Linked DNA regions of Homo sapiens: region 1 is linked to region 2. The links are chromatin contacts, found by Hi-C or POLR2A ChIA-PET in ENCODE. All regions are on one chromosome and are shown on one strand. The core of a region is the stretch at or near the end of the contact, and the rest is flanking DNA. Distances in the headings are between cores, read along the strand shown.

Region 1 (6,407 bases), core at 101-2,600, 280 kb before region 2:
TAGCATCAAATAACAGAATCAAGATAAAAGTAAGGAATCCTGCCTGATCCTTGTGTTGTGTCTACTCTAGCCCTTGTAGTTTACTTCCTGGTTGAAAATATATTAGAGGACCTCGTTGAAATAAAATTCTCATTTTGTGATTATATTAGGAAAGCAGATTCTGGGACATGTAGTGAAATTTTCTCTAGCACAGGAGTTAGGAATTTTTGCAGAGATGAATTGCTTTCCAGACATGCTCTAAGTTTTCAGCCTTAATGGTCCTGGTCATTGCATTTATTTACTTTTGTTTACTTGTATTTATTTTTTGTAGCATGTTGTAGTTCCCGAAAGTGCTAAAAAAATCATGTATTTAAAACAAACCAACCAACCAGAAAACCCCCCTCATCCTGGGGCTGTGTGAAGAAGAATGAAGCTCTCATTTCCCAGTACCCAATCATCAGCTTGAGCTGGCCTCTCCTAGGAACAGAATTTATTGAAGCAATTTATCCTGGCTAAATGTGATATAAATCCATGTACATGTATGTACGTATAGGCTCTGTTCCATTACAGTAGTGCTGTAGCATCATTTTCCTTCCTAGTTAGACCATGTTTCTATCACACTGAAAGATGACCAAGAAACCCCTTCTATTTTATGGGGCACCCCACAATTTTAAACACCGATTAGTTGTGGAATTACTGATTAGACAACGAGAAATACTGGTTTCTAACCCCACAGTGAGTCCTAAGAGAGTAGGAGAGATGTTACCTAGCTACCCTCTGAGTTTTAAGCATGGTTTTCCGATTACCAGATTCAGTCTAGCACGTTAACATTTTATTTCAACGCGAGCCTGACAGATTGTCCTGACATTTCAGTTTATTTCCAAGATAAAAATTTGAAATTTGGTTACAGTTCTGAAGTCACTTGCAGGCATATTCAAATTGTAGTTCCTCTCTCATCTTCCCTCGTTCGTATTCTTTTGTATACCTTTCTCTTTCATGGAAGGATGTTTGAAAATATCCTTTAGGAGTTTATAAGACTATTTTACCCCCCACTCCATTTTTCTCTTCCACCTTCCAAAATACAGTTTATCTTTTAGGAATTGTTTTTTACTATGATTTGCATTTCTAATCTTTATCCATCTCCACTTCTATTTTTATTCCTAGTTGGAATATGAGAAATTTCTCCCACACATTCAGATTGGAATTATTGTTCTTCAACAAAGAATTTCAATAAACACTTTGAGAGTTTAGCTTCAATAATTTATAAAACGGTATAAACCCTGTTAAAGTCTTCAGAGAAATAGAAGGGATAGATGGTGATGCCTTTTAGTGCCATTTCTTTCATCCCCTGCAGCAGCACACATCTGTTGGCTGCAACAGAGCAGCCCAAGAACACTGGCCGAAAGCAGCACAAACAGCCGGAACATGTTCACCCAGTAAACCCCCAAAGAGTCGACATTTGTTTTATTGCTGCTTTTAAAAACCTAGCCGTAAATAGAATCAGAAGGGGGAAGGGCATCGATACTTCTCCATTTGCCACAGACGATTGGTGGGGGGAGGAGGAGGCTCCCGGTTTTTATTTTTATTTTTTTATTAATGAAAGCCATTTCCCATGTAGCCCAATAGGATGGGTGCTTTGTTTTCTTTGGCAATAATATGGGATAAACAGCCCTTGCCAACAGTCTCGTAGTTTATACACCAGGGAGCCAGATTATGGCCCTGTAAAATGGAGCACCCCTCCTATAATCCCTTAATTAATTAAATGACAAATTTTGGTCTTCTCTCGTTCAGAAATATGGCTTCCGCATCGAGCGTTCAGTGAATTTATTGACATAAGGAACTGCACTAGTTGTAATTCAACAGACTGGAGAAGTGTGTTATATACTGTAGTAGAAAGAGGGAAAATCTAGCAAAGGTTTGAAATTCCTTGACTATTTAGATCTCATTCTTTCTAATTAAAAGTTTCAGTTGAGACACAGTAGATCATATGCCACCTGTCTAATGGGTCTCCCCAAAGTAGCCTGTGTTTACAACTTTGATAGATGGCATTCGTGGAACACCTGTTTCTAGGGTTGATATTTTTGAAGCACTTTTTTTTTTTTTTTGCTCCAGCATATTTAACATAACTTTTTCCCTCACCTCCCCCTCCTCAGCTCCTCTCTGCTATATGAAATATGGGAGACGACAGACCGTTTGTGTGCAATGCCCCGGGCTGTGGACAGGTACGTTTACAATATACTTTATTGTGAATGTCTCGTTGTGAATCAAAGTGGCTGTTTTATCACTAAGGCAAAGAGTTTAAAGCCAGTATTTTACGTGATCACTGGAGGTAATCAGATCAGAGGATTTGCAGTGTGTAAATCCAAGTTATGAGGAAGTGTAGGCACTCTACCGTAATGAAATCTGCCTTGCTGTCTTCCATATTGTTATTCTACTGGTGTTTGTTTCCCACCACACAGTATGGAAAAATACATGTTGCTGTCTCCTCCTTTCTAAAGCTGTCCATCTAAATACAAAGCAAGTTTAGAAATGTTTTCTCTTCATGCCGGGCGCGGTGGCTCACGCCTGTGATCCCAGCACTTTGGGAGGCCGAGATGGGCAGATCACCTGAGGTCAGGAGTTGGAGACCAGCCTGGCCAAAACCCCATCTCTACTAAAAATACAAAATTAGCTGGGTGTGGTGGCACATGCCTGTAATCCCAGCTACTCAGGAGGCTGAGGCAGGAGAATGGCTTGAGCCCAAGAGGTGGAGGTTCCAGTGAGCCGAAATTGTGCGACTGCACTCCAGCCTGGGTGACAAGAGCGAAACTCCGTCTCAAAAAAAAAAAAAGAAAGAAAGAAATGTTTTCTCTTCAACCTGCATGGATATAAAAGTCTGCTTAACATATTTGGAGAGGCAGCTGATAATGTACCCACTCATTGTGAACCTCAATTTGCCAGAATCTATTTGGATTTTTTAAATAAGGAAAAAAAAATTTCTTTTGACTGTTGATCCAGAAAATCATTGTTAGCAGCTACAGCAGATACCTATCTAGGAAAGACGAATCCAATAGAGAACTTGAGATCTCACAGCATTATATAAACATTTTCTCTGTCTAATGCCATAAATGCATTGTTCTGTATGTCAGCTGTCACGTAATTATATTCATATGTGTATATTGTATGTCATTTTTCATCATATGCTTTTTTAATAAAGTAATTTTGTTGAAATCGCCTTTTTTTTTCATTTTGCATCTTCTTAACTCTTCTTCCTAGACCTTCCTCTATTGCCATGTTCCACAAAGGATGAAGAAAGGAATACGAAGGAAGTTTTATTTGCCTTCATTAATTTGTTTTATAGAACTCAAAGGGTTGAGTTTCTGTTCACTTAGGAATATGTCATGTGACTGTCCACTGACACTTACTGGTGGTGTGTGAGATTACACACTAGTTATATTAAACATTGTAAATATCTGGACAAAAAGAAGAGTTAAATTTCAGAGATTCCTATGAATTTGAGAGGTAGATAAAATGGGGGTGGTGACAAGGAATGAACAGAAGGAAGATTCCAAATTCCAGTAAATGCTAAAATTTTGACAAAAGACCAAAAAAGGCATCATATTCTGCAGTATTTGCCATCCTAGGGTGTATTTCCTTTCATGTCAAAGTTTTCAACTTTATTATTTACTACATGTTTCCCCATGTGATTTCATATATATATATAGAATATATATATATCTCCATTTATATATGGATGTATATAAATATTTGCAGTAAAAGCCAGTTGGGAAAATAGAATACATTTGTTTCACTTTTCAGACAGCTTTATTGAAATACATTTCTAAAAATGATCTCTCCTAGCCTGGTATGGCTCATGCCTGTAATCCCAGCACTTTCAGAGTCCAAGGCAGGGTGATTGCTTGAGCTCAGGAGTTTGAGACCAGCCTGGACAATATAGTGAGACCCTGTCTTTACAAAAAAAAAAAATTTAAAAATTAGCCAGGCATGGTGGCACACGCCTGTAGTCCCAGCTACTTGGGAGGCTGATGCAGGAGGATCACTTGAGAGTCCAGGAGTTCAAGGCTACAGTGGGCCATGATCATGCCACTGCACTCTAGCCTGGGCAACAGAGCGAGACACTGTCTCAAAATAAATAAATTTAAAAATGATCTCTCCAAATTTTTACATGGAATTAGATAATACTATTTACTATGATGCTTATGACCGATACCTTGTACCTTTTTCACTTCTTGCTTTTAGTTGAAAAATAGGCATTTTTGGTGAAAAGATTTATTTTTCTAATACTTACCATTATTTTTCTTCACTTATTGTTTAAACTACTCCTGAACTCCTCATATATGTTATATGCTTAAAACAACCCAGACAAGGACTTTGCAAAGAAGTAAAAATAGAAGATAAAAATAAGGAATATATGAGAAAAGCATCTCTTAAGCTCTCTGAGGAAGAAAGATATAAATAACACCTTTTCAGGCTGTCTTATCAGAAAAGAGTAGTATCCACTGAAATTTGTGAAATGTCACAGATTTGTGAAATTTGTTTTTGTTTTGCTGTGTTTTGGACTGGAGGTAGGAAAATAGTAGGGACTTTGACTTTGGTTCCTTCTCGTAAGGTTGTGTTCCATTTACCATAAGCCATTTCCTTCCCCTACTTCTGTCTCCTGTTTCTGAATTATTTGTTGGTATTTTGGTTATTAGGATTCATTATAACCTCCGGCTTAGGTTCTAAAAGCTTTTTTCCCCTCAGTAGGAAGGTGAGTGTGGAACATTGCTACCTCTTTCTTTTGGATTCAAGATACTTATTTCATAGAAAAAGGATACAAAGGTACAACTTAAGGTTTTGAAGGTAGCATGATTCACCCATTTACCCCCTTTGCATGTCAAAACTTTATGGTCAGGTGAGATTATAGTTCTTTAGTTATATTTAGTCTCTTCCAAGTTTCTCCCACGATCTGGTAACAAATAACTCTAGATTGGGATCTCTACAAGATTTACTGTGATTGCTTTATGTGTATGAAATAGTGAAAATCTGGCAGATAAGATAAATTTGGTAAAGTGAACTACCCTTAGCCTGTCATCCAACTTCCTTAATATCCCTTGAGAATGGTTTCATTCTGGAGCCACCTTGAGCCTTTCAAACTATTTGTAATCCATTTGTCATTGATTCAAGTTCTTTCTTCCAGAAATGGTAGAATAATAAAAAGGCTATGTAAATCCCAGGATGGGTAATAAGGACCATGATAATTTTTGCAAGACGTGGTTTAGAACCTGCTACCATAGAAGTCTCAAAAAGCAGTGGCTTCTACTGGGTAGAGGAAGTAGGAATGAAAACAATTATAACTCAGGATACTATTTTTTTTTTTTTTTTTTGAGACAGAGTTCCACTCTGTCGCCCAAGCTGGAGTGCCGTGGCGCTATATCAGCTCACTGCAAGCTCCGCCTCCTGGGTTCACGCCATTCTCCTGTCTCAGCCTCCCGAGTAGCTGGGACTACAGGCACCCGCCACCACACCCAGCTAATTTTTTGTATTTTTAGTAGAGACAGGGTTTCACCGTGTTAGCCAGGATGGTCTCAGTCTCCTGACCTCGTGGTCCTCCCGTCTGAGCCTCCCAAAGTGCTGGGATTACAGGCGTGAGCCACCGTGCCTGGCTACTATTTCTTAAAAAACAAACAAAACTATAGGAACCTTGCATTATGTCAATATCTGCTCCTTGCCCAGACTTTACCCTATGCATTCCTAAACTCAGAAATTGTCCTGTGCCTTAATATTAAGGGAAGGTGAAAGGAAAATTCACCCAGAATAGACTAGTGGATTATGCTCTCCACTATATAATCAAAACCACTAGGCTTTCAATGGATACGTAAACATGTTTTGGTTGCTAGGTCTTTAATGGCTGTTATTTTTGGATTCTGTTCATGATCCACTTCCCACCAGTAAGTCTGATGTGACACAGCTGAGTTCTAAATATGCTGCATGTGCTTAAAAAAAAAACGCTGCTGAAGGTTGTGCTGTCTGCATTCTTAGCGGAAAAGACAGGTGATAGGGTTTTTTAGCCCTGTTATTCCTATTCTCCTGTTGAGATTTTTTTGTTTCTCTTGAGGCCTCATCAACCTCATGAAGAGGAACTCAGGGAAAGCAATATCCCTGCTAATACCTCTCTGTGGAATGTGGTAGCAGGAGCAGTTAATAGAGCTGCCTCCTGAGAATGGGGTTAGTGTTGTTAAGGCAACAGTGCCCCAGATACCCTCTTGGCAGAGGACTGGTTGAATTTGAGTTGTATGGGTTTTTGAAATGTTTATAAGATAGCATCTATTTAAAGACATTGTGACTATAAAACAGCTTTGTGTTGTTAAAATAATAGAAATATAGTTTGGTACTGAATCTATTAATAGGAAGTCTTATAAGTTTTTTATACTTTTGGAGGACGCTTT
Region 2 (6,723 bases), core at 2,052-4,551:
CACGGTCGCTGCGTTGCCTGGCCAGCCGCGCCCCCTGGTGAAGTTACTGGGTGAGCGCGCCGGGCCTGGACTTGGGCCTTTCTAGAACCCGCAAATGGTGAAAAGCGTTCCACAAACGTTAAATAAGCAGTATGGAGGAGGGGACAGTACTTGTGCCAGGCCAGGGCGGGGGCAGCGGGCGGAACAGCACTGTTCCTTCTCTCCAGTTCACCTTACAGGGTAAGAAGCAGGCACCTAACCGATCATTATAACCTGATGGTGAAAATCGAGGTTTCATCGAAGGATGCAAGTTGCAGGCCGGAGTGATTTTTCCTAGGGGTATCTGGGTTTGGATGGTGTTACGACTAAGGTACAAACGGAAACTATCGTGGGTCCTCAGTGCTCTCCACTAATCTGTCAGTCACCGACTTCCTCTCCCTCAAACCTGCCCACTTCCCCTTCTCAGGGAGGCTTTCCCAGCCAGGTTCCCCAAACCATCCCCAGTGTATACCTTATGTTCTTCAAGCTTTCTGTGACTTCCCAGGTGACGGTGAACTCACATAGGAAATTAAATGGGGCTATGGGAAAAGGTTAGAGCAGGGGTCGCGCCACGGCCCGTCGTGTCGGTGGCCTGTAAAGGAACCGCACAGCCGGAGACGAGCTGAGCAAGCTGAGCTCCGCCTCCTGTCAGATCAGCGGCATTAGATTCTCATAGTAGCGCGAACTCTGTTGTGAACTGCGCACGTGAAGGACCTAGGTTGCCCGCTTTTTATGAGAATCCAACTAATGCCTGATGATCTCAGGTGTAACAGTTTCATCCCCAAACCATTCCCTCCCCCGCTCCCCCTGGAAAAACTGTCTTCCACTAAACCTGGTGCCAAAAAGTTGGGGACCGCTAGGTTAGAGCCTTGCTACTTAAAATGTGGTCTGTGCAGTATCAGCTGGGGATTCTTTGGAACTATAGCCTCTGAGCGCCACCTTAGGAGATGCTCAGGTGATTCCTATGTCCCTTAACAGTTGAGAAGTACTAGATTAGAGGAGATCCACTTGCCTTCTCAGGTGAAGTGCATTTTCAGGAGACTCTGGAGCCCTTTGTTTTCTGACCTGGTAATAACTCTCTTGGGGGGAATTTTTCAGGTGAAAAAGAAGGGCAGACACGGAATCCAGAATACTAGAACTAAATGCCCCCTAGATTATTCAATGAGACTGGTAGCTCTTGGGAGTGGGGACAGCCTTCTACATCTTCAAATCACTTAACATTTGTTAATGAACTCTGACCAAGGTCACCTAGTTGATGGCACAGTTATAGCTATTAACCTCTGACATTTGTTTAGCACTTTAAAATTTATTAAATAGCTTCATTTTATTATTTTGTATGGAAAACAACCATATGAAATAATTAGGACACTGCAAATGAGAAAAGTGAGACTCAAAGAATTCAATGTTTTTTCCAAAGTCTGTAAGAGGGGCCCCCATTCTCTTTCTTTCTTTCCTTTCTTTCTCCCTCTCCCTTCCCTCCCATTTTTTTTTGTTTTGTTTTGTTTTTTGTTTTTTTTTTTTTTTGAGACGGAGTTTCGCTCTTGTTGCCCAGGTTGGATGGAGTGCAGTGGCGCGATCTCTGCTCACTGCAACCTCCGCCTTCCAGGTTCAAGGGATTCTCCTGCCTCAGCCTCCCGAGTAGCTGGGATTACAGGCATGCACCACAATGCCTGGCTGGTTTTGTATTTTTTAGTAGAGATGGGGTTTCTCCATGTTGGTCAGGCTGGTCTCGAAATCCCGACCTCAGGGGATCAGCCCACCTCAGCTTCCCAAAGTGCTGGGATTACAGGCGTGAGCCACCGCGCCCGGCTCTTTCTCTCTGGCTTGCTTGACAGGGTCTCGCTCTTTGACCCAGGCTGGAGTGCAGTGGTGCTATCTTGGATCATTGTAGTCTGGATTCTCCTATCTCAGCCTTCTGAGTAGCTGGACTAAAGACGCTTGCCACCACCACGCTGGCTAACTTTTGAATTTTTTGTAGATACAGGGTCTTGCTATTTTGCCCAAGCTGGTCTTGAACTCCTGGGCTCAAGAGATCAGCCTCGGCCTCCCAAAGTGCTGGGATTACAGGTGTGAGCTACCACACCCAGCCTTACTTTTATTCTTAAGTGAGAATAACTGGTTTGGGTGTATCTAGGTCCAATCTCTCTGTGACTCACTTTCCTCATGGTGACAGAACAGCACCCACCTTATGGGGTTGTAAAGATTATAAAAGCACTTATCGTAACAAGTGCTCAGGAAATAGTTTTGCAGCCCGGCAAGGTGGCTCAGGCCTGTAATCCCAGCAATTTGGGAGGCCAAAGCAGGCAGATCACTTGAGGTCAGGAGTTTGAGACCAGCCTGGCCAACATGGTAAAACCTCGTCTCTACTAAAAATACAAACTTAGCTGGGCGTGGTGAAGCATGCCTGTAATCCCAGCTACTCCAGAGGTTGAGGCAGGATAATCGCTTGAACCGGGGAGGCAGAGGTTGCAGTGAGCTGAGATAGCACCACTGCCTTCATCCTGGGCAATAGAGCGAGACCCTGTCTCTCAAAAAAATAAAATAAAATAAAGTTTTCCTTTTTGAGACGAAGTTTCCCTCTTGTTACCCAGGCTGGAGTGCAATGGTGCGATCTTGGCTCACTGCAACCTCCCCCTCCGGAGTTCAAGAGATTCTCCTGCCTCAGCCTCCCGATTAGCTGGGATTACAGGTGCCCGCCACCACGCCCGACTAATTTTTGTATTTTTAGTATAGATGGGGTTTTCAGCATGTTGGCCAGGCTAGTCTGCGAACTCCTTTCAGATGATCCACCCACCTCGACCTCCCAAAGTGCTGGGATTACAGGCGTGAGCCACCGCGCCTGGCAGGAAATGTTAGTTTTCCAACCGTCCCCACCTCCCTTTCCAGGACGCCTAACCGTGTGGGTGCAGCACTGTTCCTCCTCTCTGAGGCTTTTCCCTCAGCTTTCCAGCCAGCTGCCTGTGACATAGCCTGTATTTTCCTCTGGGTGATCCACAGGCCTGGGAGGATTAATTTGGTACTTCCCTGAATGTGGCTTATTTCGGGCTTTCTAAGCGCTAAGATAGTGAGTGGGAGAAGGTGTTCGGGAATTCGGAGCTGGGAAAAACAGTAGTCTCATGGAAAACAACAGAAAAAAACCCCACTCCAGCCTGGTAACCAACGGTTGGCCGGGGGACGTGTCCGCGCTGCTCCCCCTCCGGCCGCCAGGGGGCGCAGGAAGAAGCTTTGGAGGTCTGTCCCGGGACCGCGTACTCGTCCTTCTTTCCCGTTAGTCTTTTCTTCACTTCCGTTGAGTTCCGCCTCGCCGTTTGTCCCTTGCGGTACCCGTCCGCATACGAATCTAGCCCGGGAACCGAGTTGCGGGAGTGCGGTCTGTGCCGTTCCGGCCAGGAGTTTGCCGACTGCAGACGTCCTGCGAACCGGCAAGATGTGCTCTCTGGGGTTGTTCCCTCCTCCACCGCCTCGGGGTCAAGTCACCCTATATGAGCACAATAACGAGCTGGTGACGGGCAGTAGCTATGAGAGCCCGCCCCCCGACTTCCGGGGCCAGGTGGCCAGGGCGAGGAGGGAGGGGACCTACAGGCATGGGGGCGGAGTCGGGGACTACTGGGGAAAGGAGGCAGTGTGACAGGGGCAGGGTCACAGAGTCTGGCGGAGTGGAAACAGCTTGGCCCCGGCAGGAGGCTAGAAGGGCTGGAATCTGTTTTAGGACTGGGATTGGAGTATAACGGGGGAACGGTTAAGGAGCTGTGGAGGAGGCCTAGAGGGAATGGAGAGAATGAGGGAGAATCTAGGGAGTGTGAGGATGCGGGAGAACTATCTAAAAGTTGGGGACAGTATCTGGGGAGGATCAGAAGGATACAACATGGAACTTTTTTCCATGGTGTTCCTGGGAAGGACAAGGAAGGGAAACTGACATTTATTGAGCGTTTGCTATGTAAGAAAGAGGCTGAGTCAGGTGTTTTCTAAAAATGTCATATGGTTTCATAATCACAGCAACCCTATGAAATATTATTCTAGTTGCACAGATACGGGAGCTAAGACTTGTTTCCCATTCTCACAAGTGTTAGCTTTGTGGAAATGGGAAACAGACCTCTGGAATCTCTTATACTTAGCCCAGCGGTGGGTTGGAGATGGCACGGAATTAAAGATTTGGGAAGAGACTGAATCACCGTCACACTCCTCACTTTTGTGCTATAGTGGATCAATCTTCCTGTCCTACAACTGACAAAGGATCCCCTAAAGACCCCTGGAAGGCTGGACCATGGCACAAGAACTGCCTTCATCCATCACCGGGAGCAAGTGTGGAAGAGATGCATCAACATTTGGTGAGGCATGGCAAAGGGTTTCCTGGGTCACAGTCTGCAGATCCTGGAAAATGAGTCAACACCCCTTTACCTTGGGGTGTTCTTCAAAAGACTTTTATTCAGGCTGTCTCCACGAGAGCTGTATATCCTAAATCATATGAAATTTTTAGTCCTTATTATAGAACTCAAATGCTCAATAAATGTCAGGTTCCCTTCCTTGCCCTTCCCAGGAACACTATGGAAAAAGTACTTCCATTTCATCTCTAGTAACTTGCCTTGCTTTCTGGCTTGATTAGGTGAACCTGCTCCCTGCCCCCACCTCATGGCATTACCACTTCTGAGCTTTTACCTGAAGCTCAGCAAGATCAGATATAAGGTTGCACTGAATAATCTCCTACATAGGTCATCCACTTTGCACTTGTAGGAGTGGAGCTACACTACCTGGTTTCATTTTCTTTTTTTTTTTTGAGATGGAGTTTCACTCTTGTTGCCCAGGCTGGAGTGCAGTGGCGTGCTCAGCTCACTGCAACTTCCACCTCCCAGGTTCAAGCGATTCTTCTGCCTCAGTCTCCCGAGTAGCTAGGATTACAGGCATGTGCCACCACGCCCAGCTAATTTTGTATTTTTAGTAGAGACAGGGTTTCTCCATGTTGGTCAGGCTGGTCTTGAACTTCCGACCTCAGATGATGTGCCCGCCTTGGCCTCCCAAAGTGCTGGGATTACAGGCGTGAGCCACCGCGCCCGGCTCATTTTCTTTTTCTTTTTTTTTTTTTTTTTTTTTTTGAGACGGAGTCTTGCTGTGTTGCCAGGCTGGAGTGCAGAGGTGCGATCTCGGCTCACTGCAGCCTCCGCCTCTCTGGTTCAAGCAGTTCCCCTGCCTCAGCCTCCCGAGTAGCTGGTACTATAGGCATGTGCCACCACGCCCAGCTAACTTTTTGTATTTTAGTAGAGATGAGATTTCACCATGTTGGCCAGGGTGGTCTGGCCTCCTGACCTCAGGCCTGCCTTGGCCTCCCAAAGTGCTGAGATTACAGCTACTGCACCTGGACCTATTAATGGCACATATTAATTCCTTTAAGGGTTATTTATGCCAGGCACAGTGACTCACGCCTATAATCCCAGCGCTTTGGTAGGCTGAGGCCAGCAGATTGCTTGAGCTTAGTAGTTTGAGACTAGCCTGGGGAACATGGCGAAACCATGTTCTTTTCTCTACAAGAAAAGTACAAAAATTAGCTGGGTATGGTGGCATGCACCTTTATTCCCAGCTACTTGGGAGGCTTATGTATAGGAGGATCACTTGAGCCTGGGAGGTGGAGGTTGTAGTGAGCCAAGATTGTGCCAGTGCAGTGGCACTGAGTGAGACCTTGTCTCAAAAAAAAAAAAAGGGTTACTTAATATTTTTATTAATACCATTACCATTTGTAGGATAAATTCCTAGAAATTAAGTTGCTGGCTCAGAGGGTATGTTCATCTGTAATTTTGTGAGCTGTTCCAAATAGCCCTCTGTCAAAATGGTACATGTATATGGTCCCACCAGCAGTGTATGGGAGTGCCTGTTTTCCAACACATGTGCTGTCAAGCTTTGATCTTTGGTACTTCAGTACAGTTTAATGGGCATGCCTGTGTGTGTGAAGTTGAATATCAGTTTGTTGAAAAGCCATTCATTCCCAGGCTCCTTGTCTCCTACTTCTGTGGCTGCTGCTTCTCAGGGTTTTTGGTGGCTCCTCTTCCTGATGTCCCTTAAATGTTGGTGTTCTTGGGGCTAGATTTCCAGTTGATGCATCAGACCTGGTGTTCACGTGTTTGCCAAATTATCCTGCTTGAATATTTCGCAGACTTCATATATTCAGCATGCTCAAATCCAGTCTCTTTATTTCTCTCTCCAAATCTGCTTCTCTGGATGGTTCACTTTAAGGAATGATCATATTACTCATTCAGGAAAAAGTGGTTTGAGTATAGGTTCTGGGGTAGATAGATGGTTGAATCCTGACTGCTACTTTCTACTTAGATTACCTTGTTCATATTAATTAGCCTCTTCACACCTTTGTTCTCTCATCTAAAAATGCAGTGATAGTCTGGGCGCGGAAGCTCATGCCTGTAATCCCAGCACTTTGGGAGGCCAAGGCGGGTGTATCACTTGAGGTCAGGAGTTCGAGACCAGCCTGGCCAATGTGGTGAAACTCCGTGTGTAATCCTAATTACTCAGGAGGCTGAGGTGCAAGAATTGCTTGCACCCAGGAGGTAGAGGTTGCAGTGAGCCGAGTTCACACCACTGCACTCCAGCCTGGGTGACAGAGTGAGACTCCGTCTTAACACACACACACACACACACACACACACGCACACACACACACACACACACTGAAACCCCATCTCTACAAAAAATTTAAAAATTAGC

What was found. Hi-C counts contacts between places; a loop is a spot of excess contacts on that map. ChIA-PET counts read pairs that join two places held with the same protein, here RNA polymerase II (POLR2A). Pooled maps may share reads with other maps.
Region 1: a pooled map shows a loop between it and region 2 (2.1-fold over the local background). The contact joins the enhancer-like site here to the promoter of AAAS in region 2. A Hi-C loop is called at or near these places in 1 of 50 pooled maps. POLR2A ChIA-PET finds 5 or more read pairs at or near these places in 2 of 52 experiments (OCI-LY7 and activated CD4-positive, alpha-beta T cell).

Annotation. Positions count from the first base shown.
Region 1 is chr12:53,596,747-53,603,153 of GRCh38, reverse strand. ATF7-NPFF (ATF7-NPFF readthrough) reads left to right here. Exons shown (of 15, transcript NR_159377.1): 2 at 2,133-2,201. It overlaps ATF7 (activating transcription factor 7), which reads left to right. Exons shown (of 12, transcript NM_006856.3): 2 at 2,133-2,201. The coding sequence starts at 2,154. Among named protein-coding and RNA genes, the nearest start is that of ATF7, 26 kb to the left of the region's middle. Within about 2 kb of position 1,350, at least 5 of the 41 ENCODE cell types and tissues checked have a DNase peak (open chromatin) inside an H3K27ac peak, as active enhancers do; they include OCI-LY7, where a contact is called at or near this core.
Region 2 is chr12:53,318,188-53,324,910 of GRCh38, reverse strand. It overlaps AAAS (aladin WD repeat nucleoporin), which reads left to right and starts at 3,301. Exons shown (of 16, transcript NM_015665.6): 1 at 3,301-3,568; 2 at 4,219-4,346. The coding sequence starts at 3,446. RefSeq lists a silencer at 1-75 and enhancers at 389-1,122, 3,135-3,184, 3,265-3,454, 4,673-4,762.